3 separate regions of the Homo sapiens genome follow, and all the other regions are linked to region 1. A link is an interaction called in ENCODE POLR2A ChIA-PET data of the cell type or tissue named here. Cell type or tissue: GM12878. All regions are shown on one strand.

The links. Peaks named below come from ENCODE experiments on the same cell type or tissue, not always from the same donor. Only the 100,000 strongest peaks of a DNase experiment are listed, where the experiment ranks them.
Region 2: POLR2A ChIA-PET joins it to region 1 with 15 read pairs; 3 of 35 experiments call an interaction of 5 or more read pairs at or near these places.
Region 3: POLR2A ChIA-PET joins it to region 1 with 14 read pairs; 3 of 35 experiments call an interaction of 5 or more read pairs at or near these places.

The regions. Positions count from the first base shown.
Region 1 is chr16:11,368,370-11,372,369 of GRCh38, reverse strand. It overlaps LOC400499 (putative uncharacterized protein LOC400499), which reads left to right. Exons shown (of 67, transcript NM_001370704.1): 67 at 1-355. All of the region lies in intron 1 of LOC105371082 (a long non-coding RNA gene), which reads right to left. Among named protein-coding and RNA genes, the nearest start is that of RMI2, 25 kb to the right of the region's middle. RefSeq lists enhancers at 1,145-1,645, 1,831-1,890. In GM12878, a CTCF peak has its summit at 441 (motif pointing right); a DNase peak (open chromatin) is centred at 1,559.
Region 2 is chr16:11,111,466-11,115,465 of GRCh38, reverse strand. The region is part of intron 19 of CLEC16A (C-type lectin domain containing 16A); the gene reads right to left. Among named protein-coding and RNA genes, the nearest start is that of SOCS1, 140 kb to the left of the region's middle. RefSeq lists an enhancer at 2,140-2,434 and a silencer at 2,140-2,434. In GM12878, no CTCF peak of the experiment used is centred here; DNase peaks (open chromatin) are centred at 458 and 2,315; H3K27ac peaks cover 2,487 bases.
Region 3 is chr16:11,204,563-11,208,562 of GRCh38, reverse strand. No RefSeq gene overlaps it. Among named protein-coding and RNA genes, the nearest start is that of SOCS1, 50 kb to the left of the region's middle. RefSeq lists enhancers at 1,755-1,824, 1,835-1,924, 2,245-2,384. In GM12878, no CTCF peak of the experiment used is centred here; a DNase peak (open chromatin) is centred at 1,632; H3K27ac peaks cover 2,245 bases.

The sequences.
Region 1 (4,000 bases):
AAGCCACTGCTTCAGAACGCTGACTGCGTGGTGGGGGACACGAAGCCAGGTCCTCAGCTGCTTGGTACTGGCTTTCCCTGCCTGATCCAGGGGTCTTTTCAGGCAGGAGTTTCCTTGAAGGGAAGTGATGGCCCCAAGCCTCTTAATCAGAAGCCCAGGTAGGCAGCTTCTCTCTTTGGGGTAGACACACTGGGACTGAATGCTTCAGGGGACCCTGGGGAGGGCCTCTGTTTTGGTAGGGGCACCTGTGAACTCAGGCCTCCAGGCTACATCATTGGAAGTGTTTTACTTTCTTTTGGGAATGTAACTTTTTCCTTTGAGTTTTCAACTGAAAAATAAAGCTGGCAGAATCCAAGAACATGTCTCTAGATTGCTGGGGTTGATCATCCACTCAAGAGAGGGGGAGGCGTGGGCAGCTATGGAATCTGCTCACCGATAGGGGGTGCCCTCGAGCCCTCTCTGCACTGAGCCTGGTAGGAGCTTGTAGGGCCCAGATTCCAGAGCAAAGGGCAAGGCATCAGCCACGGGGACTGAGGCAAGCTGAAGGCCAGACTTGACCGTCCTTGACCTCCGCCCCACCATCCCCCCCATGAATCCCTGGTGCATAGCAGGTGCTAGATGAAGTTCAGAAGAAAGAACTCCAGGGTGAATGGGAACAAGAAGGTTGGTCCTCCACACCCCCACACTGGAGGGAAGACAGAAGGGAGAGTGGCTGTGATTTGAGTGCTTTGCTGTGGTTACAGCCTAAAGACCCTGGAGACCAGGCACTGCTCCAAGTGCCTTGAAAGATGTTTGATCTGGGGGCTGGGTGCAGTGGCTCACGCCTGTAATCCCAGCACTTTGGGAGGCCGAGGCGGGTGGATCATGAGGTCAGGAATTCAAGACCAGCCTGGCCAACACGGTGAAACCTCATCTCTACTGGAAAAAAAAAAAAAAAAAAAAAAAATCCGGGCATGGTGGCTGGCGCCTGTAATCCCAGCTACCCAGGAGGCTGAGGCAGAGAACTGCTTGAACCCAGGAGGCGGAGACTGCAGTGAGCCAAGATCACACCACTGCACTCCAGCCTGGCGACAGAGTGAGACTCCGTCTCAAAAAAAAAAAAAAAAAGTTTGGGTCGGGCACAGTGGGTCACGCCTGTAATCCCAGCACTTTGGGAGGCCAAGGTGGGTGGATCATGAGGTCAGCAAATCGAGACCATCTTGGCTAACACGGTGAAACCCCGTCTCTACTAAACATACAAAAAATTAGCCGAGTGAGGTGGCGGGCTCCTGTAGTCCCAGCTACTTGGGAGGTTGGGGCAGGAGAATGGCGTGAACACGGGAGGTGGAGCTTGCAGTGAGCGGAGATCGTGCCACTGCACTGTAGCCTGGGCGACAGAGCGAAGGCTCCATCTCAAAAAAAAAAAAAAAAAAAAAGTTTGATCTTAGGCCTTACAATAGTCCAATGAGGAACGGATGATCCCCACTTAATGAGAGAAGAAACAAAGGCTCAGAGAGTTGAGGGGATTTCCCCAAGGTCATACAAGCTACAAACAGCCAGGATGGCACTGACGCGGGCCTGCCTGCCTCCCAAGGCTGCCCAAGCTCACTCAACCCCCACTTCTGCTTTTGCAATAAAAGAAAAGCAAATCACTGGTGCTCAGGGGCCCATGAGCAATTCAGAGTCAGATGCAACTAGAGTGTGCAGCCACCTGACCTGTTGGTTTCTCAATATGCTTAACGGATCCATGATTTCTGGTCCAGAAAGGAAACGCAGAAGCTTTCCTTCCTGCCTCCCACATTCTATGGGTCAAGTATTTACCAAAAACACAGCAGTGGACTGGACACCAGCAGAGATACAAAGAGGGAAACATAGTTCTCCCTTCTCAAGGCAGGTTGGACAACATCAATACTTTCCAACTGGGGGGTGTGGGTGGAGTACTTATGCATGAATTTGAAACAGATAGGAGAGGGAATGATTCCAGCGGAAAGACCAATTCACGTCTACAATATACACTGAACTCCAGCCTGGACAACATAGCAAGACTCTGTCTCTAAAAAAATTTAATCATTAGCCAGGCATGGTGGCACATGCCTGTCTAGGAGGCTGAGGCAGGAGGATCACTTGAGCCCAGGAGTTCAAAATCACAATCAACTATGATCACACCACTGCACTCCAGCCTGGGCATCAGAGCAAGGCCCTATCTCCAAAACAAAACAAGGTAAGATGTTTACATACAAATCAAGGTAAGAAAATCCAAAATAAAATATTACCAAACAAACCCCACTGGGGCCTTAAAAAAAAAGTGACCTAAACCAAGTGAGAATTGTACAGTGTGACAAGGATAGCTCAAAATTAGAACATCTTTTAATTTCAAATATATATATATATATATATATATATATATATATACACACATATTTTTTTTTTTTTTTTTTTTTTCCTGAGATGGAGTCTCGCTCTATTGCCCAGGCTGGAGTGCAGTGGTGCGATCTAGGCTCACTGCAAGCTCCGCTTCCTGGGTTCACTCAGTTCTCCTGCCTCACCCTCCCGGGACTACAGGCGTCCGCCACCACACCTGACTAGCTTTTTTGTATTTTTAGAAGAGATGGGGTTTCACCATGTTAGCCAGGATGGTCTTGACCTCCTGACCTTGTGATCTGCCTGCCTCAGCCTCCCAAAGTGCTGGGATTACAGGTGTGAGCCACTGCGCCCAGCCTAATTTCATTCATATTAATATGTTAAAAATCATAATCATCGTAGATGTTGAAAAGGCATTTGACAAAATTTACTACAAAATTTAGAAAAAAACACATCAAATTAGAAAGAGGGATACTTCCTTAAATTACACACGATAAAGGAAATTACACCCAGACACACACCCATCAAGCCAGAGCCCAGCATCATTTATAGGGGATGGAAGCAACAGAAGCTTCCATTAACCTTCGCAACAAAAGAATGCCCTCTGTTACCACTATTATTTTGGAGGCCCTAGCTGATGAAACTAGGCAAGGAGGAAAGTAAGACATTTAAGAAAAAAGCAGGAGGTAAAATAATTTACTCTGAAAAATGAGGCAGACAGATTTTGCTAAGGAGTTAGGTACAAAAGTAACATAATAAGCAGCCTTCCTTTTTCTTAATTTTTAAAATATAGAGATGGGGCCGGGCACAGCTCACGCCTGTAATCCCAGCACTTTGGGAGGCCGAGAGAGGCGGATTGCTCGAGGCCAGGAGTTCGGTACCAGCCTGGCCAACATGGCAAAACTCCACCTCTACTAATAATACAAAAATTAGCTGGGTGTGATGGCACACACCTGTAATACCGGGTACTCAGAAGGCTGAGGCATGAGAATTGCTTGAACCCAGGACATGGAGGTTGCAGTGAACCGGGACTGCATTACTGCACTTAGCCTGGGTGACAAAGAAAGACCCTGTCTCAAAAAAAAAATAACATAAAGATGCGGTCTTACTATGATGCCCAGGCTGGTCTCAAACTCCTGGGCTCGAGCAGTCCTTCTGCCTCAGTCTCCCTAAGTGCTAGGATTATAGATGTGAGCCACCAAGGCTGGCCTCAGTCCTCCTATGTACAAACAAGCAGTTAGAAAAGTTAACAGAAGAAAACATCCCATTTGCAACAGCACACTCCCAAAAAACAAAATTCTCAGAAATAAATGTGCAAAAATATACACACACAATCCATATGAAGAAATCTTTCAAATGCTGCTGAGGGATATGAAACACTTTGAATGCAAAGAAGGCCATGCTGCATGTGTTATCGAGAAACGTTCAACATTAAAAAGATGTCACATCAATATCAAGAGGGGGTGTGTGGAAATGGAGGCTCCACACATGCTGGGGGGAACGTGGCGGCATGGCAACTCCAAAACACAGTTTGGCGGTTTCTTAAAAGGTGAATATAAATCTACCTTATGGGGCTGGACACAGTGGCTCACGCCTGTAATCCCAGCACTTTGGTAGGCCAAGGCAGGTGGATAACCTGAGGTCAGGAGTTCGAGACGAG
Region 2 (4,000 bases), 260 kb after region 1:
AGGGAGGTTGAGGCTATAGAGAGCCGTGATCACACCACTGAACTCCGGTCTGGGTGACAGAGTGATGAGCCCTGTCTCAAAACAAACAAACAAAACTTAAAGCATTTTCTCAGTGGGAATCTTTTAAAAAATACTCTTTAAAAATAGAACAAAAACAATAAACATGTTCTTTCCTTTCTTTCTCTTTCTATCCTCCTTCCCCCTCCTCTCCTTTCCCTTTCCTCACTCTACACAGGACAACTTGACTACCTTCTGTTTTCACATTCACAAAAGAAGTTCATCTGAGAGTTTGATCTGGGAAAACGGACACAGTCATACACGTCAGTGTCAATGGGGTTTGTCCCAGGCAGTGCGACTCCCTCATAGAGCCTGGCTGCCTGAGGGGCTTCAGCGGAAGAAAGACCTGCCACCTCCACCACAAAGAACAAAAAAGGAAGGATAAAACCCCAGAACGGAACAGCTTTCAGAAATGTAATTGAGACATCAAAGCCCTGTGAGAACACAGTGAGAGATTTCATAAGAAAACTAAAATGCGGCCACACCAGTGAGACAGGAAGGATCCCAGGGAGGGAGCTCTCGCTTTTCAGAGGCTGTGGGGCAGTTAAGGAGAAATGAAGCGGCTTCTACAGATTACAAGCAAATGCTATCCGCAAGGGAGATCAAGGAATTGCGGGTTTTGGGTGACTCCTTTGTGGGTCCCGCCAGTATCATTTTAGGGAACTCCTGTACCCTGCCCCAGTCCTCGGCTGCTCCACACCCTGGCTGTGGAGCCCTGGGGGACACAGGCTAGTCACCTTGGGACTGCCATGGGGTCTTGGGTTGAGGAGAAATCCAGGAGAGAAATGCTGAATGGAATCCAACTCGGCCCACCCTCTAAAGCCTCTGCCTGCAGGCTTCATGCATGCATTTGGGAGCCAGCAGGAGTATGCTGAGTGCTAAGGTACCATGGGAAGGACTTGGTGGCAGACGGCTCTGTCGTGGTATGTGGCAGCCTCCCTGCCTGACACTCAGGAGTGGCCATGGCAAGGAGAGGCCAGTGCAGCTGACAGGTGACATGAGACTGCCTGGTCATCCATCCACCATCCCCAGATCTCACTGCCCATCGAATCTCCAATTCTACAGGGGTGGGGCTTAGGATTCTATTAAGAAAATTATCAGAAGACAATGATCAGATCAATTATCCCTATGATTTAAGAGGCCAAAGATACAGTAGTAAACGTGAAGGATTTGCATAGGCCATTCACAGATGAGGGGAAGGGGGCAGCCAGGAATGGGGATTGCCAATAAACACACACACACACACACACACACACACACACACACACACACACACACACGGCCATCCTCATGGGAAATCAGGAAACAACTCAAAATACCATCTTCTGCCCATAGGATTGGCAAGAATAAACATGTCTGATAACATCAGGTATAATGAGGATGCAGAGAAACTGGCATTTCTCAAAAGCTGCTAGTGGGAGAATAAATTAGCATAGCCGTTTTGAAGGACAAATTAGCATTATTTATTAAAACCGAAAGTTTCACATTCTATGACCTAGCAATTGGTATGTTCCCAAGAAAAACACTCACACGCGTGGGCTAAAAGACTGTGAAGAGTCAATTTTCCAGCAAGAAGGGAAAGCCTAACTAAAATGTGTTTATTCCTTCTGTGTAACACCAAGGAGCAATGACATGGAATGAATTCGCCTTCCAGAGAGTTCAAGAGAGCCAAGTCTCAAGAACATACGATGAGTAGAAAAAGAAGCTCCAAGGTGATTTTAGTTTCTTTTTCTTTCTGTTTTTTTTCTTTGAGACAGGGTCTCACTCTGTCACCCAGGCTGGAGTACAGGGGAGCGATCATGGCTTACTGCAGCCTCGGCCTCACAGGCTCGAGTGATCCTCTCACCTCAGGCTCCCAAGTTACTGGGACTAAAGGCATGCACCATCCATGCCCAGCTAATTCTTTATTTTTTGTAGAGATGGGGTTGTGCCATGTTGCCCAGGCTGGACTCGAACTGCTGGCTCAAGGGATCCTCCCACCTCAGCCTCCCAAAGTGCTGGAATTACAGGCCGATTTTAGTTTCTACACACTGCTCTGATTTTCTAAAGGGAAAATAGGTATGTTATTTGCACACTTAAAATTGAATAAAGAAATAAGTGAGTCTCTTTCCACAGCTTTACACAAAGGGACTCAGGTCTTTATGAGGCCCAGCCAGGGTTGGGGAGCAGCACTAGGCCAAGCTGCTGGCCAGCCGGGCTCTGCCTGATCATGCAGATGATAGACAATCACTGAGAACCAGGTGATGGCGTGAAGCCAAGAGCTCTCTGACAGCACCCTTGGGACATAGCTGTGGATGTTTCCAAGTGTGAGTTCTTCTCACAGTCACACCTGTGAGTTCAAGAGCTCTGGTGTCCAGTTCAGCTCACATGTGCACGTGCACAGTCTGGTGCCTACTGGGGCCAGGCTCTGTACTAGGCACTAAGTACCTATACTGAGAATGAGGCTTGGCCCCCACCAAGAGGAGTTCAGGGCCCAGGTGGAAGGCTAAGGACCATGAAAGGCTGTGCAGACCAAGCCTCCATTCTGGGGAGGAACCAGGCCCCACAGGCAAAAGGTAGGATGGCAGATGTCTCCATCTTACCCAGGACCCTGAAGGTATGGCATGCCTCCTAGCGGAACCTTGTTCCAAGGAAAGGTGACATAGCCCTCCTACTCCCAGGCACTACCTTTTATTTTTCTTTGGGGAGGGGAGAAAATTTGCTGCATGTCATATGTATGTGTGTGTGTATGTATGTATGTATGTATTGACTGAGATAGGTCTGTCACCCAGGCTGGACTGCAATGGTGCAATCATTGCTTACCGCAGCCTCAAACTCTTGCACCCAAGCGATCCTCCTGCCTCAGCCTTCTAAGTAGCTAGGACTACAGGTGTGCCATCATTCCTGGGTAATCTTTTTTTTTTTTTTTTTTTTGTAGAGATAGGATCTTGCTATGTTGTCCAGCCTGGTCTCAAACTCCTGGATCAAGTGGTCCTCCTGCCTTGGCCTCCCAAAGTGCTGGGATTATAGGTGTGAGCCACCACACCTGACCCATTCTATTTTATTTGAAAATATTAAACTTATCAACCACTTTCACTAGATAACACATTCCTAGGTTCCCATTTTAACAGGTATAAAACCTTTTTACAGTGGATAATAAGTGTCTCCTGTGCCCCTCTGCAGAGGCAACCACTGCACGGGCTCTTGTTGCCTGTCCACTGTGCATTTTCAAGCACTCATGGGGCTATGTTCTCCTCTCCATTTCCTTTCTTAAATGGTGGCATGCCACCCACACTGCCTACATTGTACTTTTGACACTTCCTGATGGCACATCGGCACTGAGACACTCCTTGTGATTTTTCATAGCTGCGTTCTCTCCCACGGTAGGGAGAACTCTACACCATTTAACAGCTCTCCAACTGGCAGACATTCGGAGTGTTTAGAAGCTTTTGCTACAACATTCAAAGGAACATTCTTATTCATACGCACATGCGAGAGTAAATTTATAGCAGCAAAGGAGAGCTTATGCTTAATTTTTCTAAAACATTTGTATTCTATTAAAATAAATTTCAGAAGGAAACTTCATATCATTACCATGAATGGAAAAACAGAATTACTTACAATCATTAAGGTAAACATGAAAACTGATTAGAGGAGAAAAGACCATTTATTAAATTACAGCCTAATGCCTGCTCTTTTGATAAAAAGAGGAAATCTGAGTTACAGAGTTTCTACGACAAACTAGTCTGAATCTGAGACCTTCTCCTTGGTGTAACAGCACAGACTAGAGGGGCACTGAAATGGATTTTCTTACGGACTATACTTTCCAAAGATGGCCACAGCAATATTTCTTACCTACATGTTCTTCTCATAGTGTGACTTTGACTCTCCTCCCATCAAGTGGTGGGGTCTACCCTTCTCCTTGAACCTGAGTGGGCCTCAGTGATTGTCTAGACCAAAAGAG
Region 3 (4,000 bases), 160 kb after region 1:
TGCCTGGTCCCCTACTCTCCCAGTCTTGCCCCATCTGGTCTAGCTTTTCCTCCTAGCAGCAGACTGAGCTTTCTGGAACCCAAATCTGACCACGTCCCACCTCCACTTACAGTATGTCACTGGGTCCCACTGCCCGCAGGCTGGCATCCAAGCTTGCTCTCGCCCTGGCATTCAGGATCAGCTGCCTTGGATCTACCCCCTGCCAACAGGTCCCCACCGAACCCCACAATCTGACCCAGATGAGCCATCATCCCCAACACTCCCTGTCGTGTCCCGGAAGCCTGACCTTGACCCTGGTCAGCTGTTTCCCACACCCCGAATGCACTTGCTGTCCTTCCCATCAACATGGGCTCCTCCTTCAAGGTTGGTCCGAGTGGTTGCCCCCAAGAGGGGCCTCCAGGATTCTTAGTGACAAGTGACAGAATCCAAATGTGGCTCATTCAAGCAGAAGAAAAGGTATTAAACAGATATTGGGGTATGCAAAACTCCCAGGAAGGCAGGAGGATCCCATGGAAAAGGGGAGGCAAGACGTCACCCCTATTCCTACCACAGAGCCAGCCTGGTGAAGTCCTCCTTCTTCACAGCTGCCAGGAACTCCATGTGGCCCAGGCTCCCCCCAGAAAGAGTCCTGGACAGGACAAGCCTCCAATTCAAACTCCAGAGCAGGTGCCTCTGATTGGCAGAGTCCAGTCACATGCCATGCCCTAGCTGCAAGGGAGGCAGGGAAAGTGGGTGTGGACTATTTGGGCTCCTCCCATGGAAGGCGGGCTCTACTTGCCCATTGTCCTATGTGGGAGGAGTTTCCTAACTCTGGGGTGGGAGTTCAGAGAGTTAGGGCTCATAGACTAAGGCTCTGTGCCTCCCCAAACCTCAGCATTCCCCATCTCAGGAGAGGCACAGTCGAATATCTGGTCACTCAGTCCTTGACACAGCCCTCTGCTGCACCCCAAGTCCACAGGTTCGACTTCCTGCGTGTGTCTTGCACCCATGGGCATTTCCACATCTCTGCCTCCTTCTCTGTGCAAGCTTCCGTGATGAGTCTCCCATGCAGTGGAGGAGACAGGCACTAAAATCATGAGGACAGCCCAGTGTGATACATGCTGTGATGGGGACATGCAGGGAGCCTAGAGGAGGCACCTGGTCCAGCTGCGGGCATCTGGGAAGGCTTCCTGGAGGTGACACTGCTGAGTGTTGGAGAAAAAATAGGAATTATAGAAACAAAGGTGTTAGGCCTTGTGCAGTGGCTCACAACTGTAATCCTAGCAGTCTGGGAGGCCAAGGTGGGCGGATCACAAGGTCAGGAGTTCGAGACCAACCTGGCCAACATGGCGAGACCCCATCTCTACTAAAAATACAAAAATTAGCTGAGCGTGGTGTACATGCCTGTAATCCCAGCTACTTGGGACGCTGAGGCACAAGAATTGCTTGAACCCAGGAGGCAGAGGCTGCAGTGAGCTGAGATCGTGCCACTGCACTCCAGCCTGGGTGACAGAGTGAGACTCGGTCTCAGAAAAAAAAAATAAAGAGAGAAAGAAAGGTGTTGGAGGCATCCTCTCAGGCTGAGGCAACAGCTTTGCAAAGCCACAGAGGTGCAAGGGGGAATTCCAAGGAGTTCTGGCATCACCAGGGGTAATGTGTGAGGCAGAGTTGTCAAGAGATGAGACCACTCAGGGTGGAAGGTACCCAATCACTGCTGGCTTATGAGGCCTGGCTTTGAGTGAGGGCTAGGTGCCAGGGCAGGGGAGTGGCATGGTCAGATGTGAGCTGAGAACGACCCCTAGGAGAGGCTGACCTGGGGAGCAGCCAGGGGTGTGACAGGACTGTGGGGAGCAGGAGAGGGACTTGACCTGGAAGACTCAGCTGGCTTCTGGGGGCAAGCAGAAGTTTGCCACTGCTGCTGCGGCATGTCTGGGCGAGGCAGAGAGACGTGGGCAAGTCCCTGGCCCAGTCTGGTGTCCTCAGTTTCCTTATGTGTAAAGAGAAGGGTGTGGTGATCTCCAGGCCAGGGGCTGAGAGCCATTGAGGCCACCCACTTCCTGGTCCTGTCCGCCCCACTCCCACGATGTACCAGGAGCTGGGGATGCAGTGACAAGAAGTGGAAGCCACAGCCCAGCTCTCATGGGCAGTGGGTCCGGGAGTGGACATGCAGTGATGACCTAGGTCTGGGCTGAAGAAGCTTTTCCCAGCAGTATGTAGCCCAGCACGCAGGAGAGATGCACCAGGAAAGGGATCTTAGCCGTTGACAACTGCCCTCCCATAGCAGCCCCACTGGGGCCAGGTTTCTTGGGACAATCAATGCCATCATTCCGGGAAGCCTACCCCAGGAGAGGCCCTGATTTCCCCCCATTTGCATAGCCACAGTAACAGGAAACAGGACTCACATTGCCTCATCAGTGCGGGCTGGGCCAGGCCAGGCCAGCTCAGGGCTCAGCTTGGATGTCCCAGCCTGGGCTGCCTCCTGGACAGCTGGCAGAAGCCCCATCTGGGCACTCCATCCGGTGGTGGCCAGACAGGTGGCCCGGGAGCTCCAAGGCTGTCCCCAGGCCCACCTGGATGTCCGACATGAAGGCTCCAAGCAGCTCAGCAGCATCCCCTGGGAAGGAAGGGGGGCTGTCAACAGTGACAGCTGGGTGCTCTATTGGGGTCAAAGTGCGCCGAGTTACTGCCAAGCTATCCTGGTTCCCAGAAATGATGTGTAGAACTTCCTGCCGCAAGGAGTGTGGCTATCTGCTACCTGGCCCCCCTCCATCCTCTCCCAGTTTCCCCCAGCTCCCTTCCAGAAAGCCAGGCTTTCAGCAGGAAGAGTGTTTCTCGGATGCCGTTCACTGGGTGCTGGGTGTGACCCAAGGCTCCACGTGCTGAGCTGGGTCCAGAAACCAGGAGTTTGGGGTGCAGAGAAGGGGCAAGCTTGAGTTTAGCCTCATCAGAGCCAGGTGCCCCTGGAGCCCTGGACCTCATGGGCCTCAGTCCTCCCACATCTGCCATGGGGATACTTGTGACTACCTCTCAGCGTTGACAGGAGGCACTAAAAGGGAAGGCGCTGTAGCAGTGCTGGTGACTGCGATACTAGCGCTCACGTCTGCCTTAGTCCCAGTGCTCCGGCCGCGTTGGGGCAGCTATTGAAAGAGAAGCCAGATTTCAACATTATATGAAGAGACAATGTGGTGGAAGTTTAGCCCTGTCCAAGATACCCTGTGGACACAGCCTGACCTGGGTTCGGATCTTGACTGTGCCACTTGCTGGCCGTATGACCCAGGGTGAGCTCCTCAGCTTCCCTGAAGCTCAGTTTCTGCATCTGTAGAATGGGAATGAATAGCGATGTCCATCCGTTAGGGCTATGGTAAGGAGTCGATGAGACACCACATGAAAGGGACCCGATAAAAGGGAAGGTGTGGATGACGGGGTCACGAGCCCACTGAGAGGATGTAAAGCTCAACCCTATAGCGGCTCCTGTGGCAGAGGCTGGGGTTATGGAAATAAGCCCCCGTGGCCGTGTTAAATCAACCCCCCAGAGAAGTCAGAGGCAGTGAGGAGGCAGGAAGCACTCAGTCCTAGACTAGGGATCCAGAAGACTAAGGAAGGCAAATGCCTGGCCAGTGACATCTGAGGAGGCTTCCTGGAGGAGGGGATGTCTGAGCTAGTGTCAAGGATGGACAGGTTTGGCCACCAACGTGAAAGGTCACATCCCAGGAAAGCAGCCAGCTGGGGCAAAGGCAGGGTGACCAATGTTTCTCTGCAGGCGTGGGAAGGACAAGCCACGTGGTTGAGGGATCACCCACTGCCTCCCCCACAGACCCCTGACTCCACCTCTCAGAGCCCTGAGCCTCCAGTCATGGGCACAGCCATTCTCTCTCTCACTCCAGGTCTTCAGACCCCTAGCAATGGGGATGCCCCCTTTCCTGGCATCACAGGAAAAAGTGGTGGCACATACCTGGTGGTATGGACCCTGTCCTTCTCCATGGGCCCCTGCTCTTCCTCCTCAGCATCATCGTTGCCAACA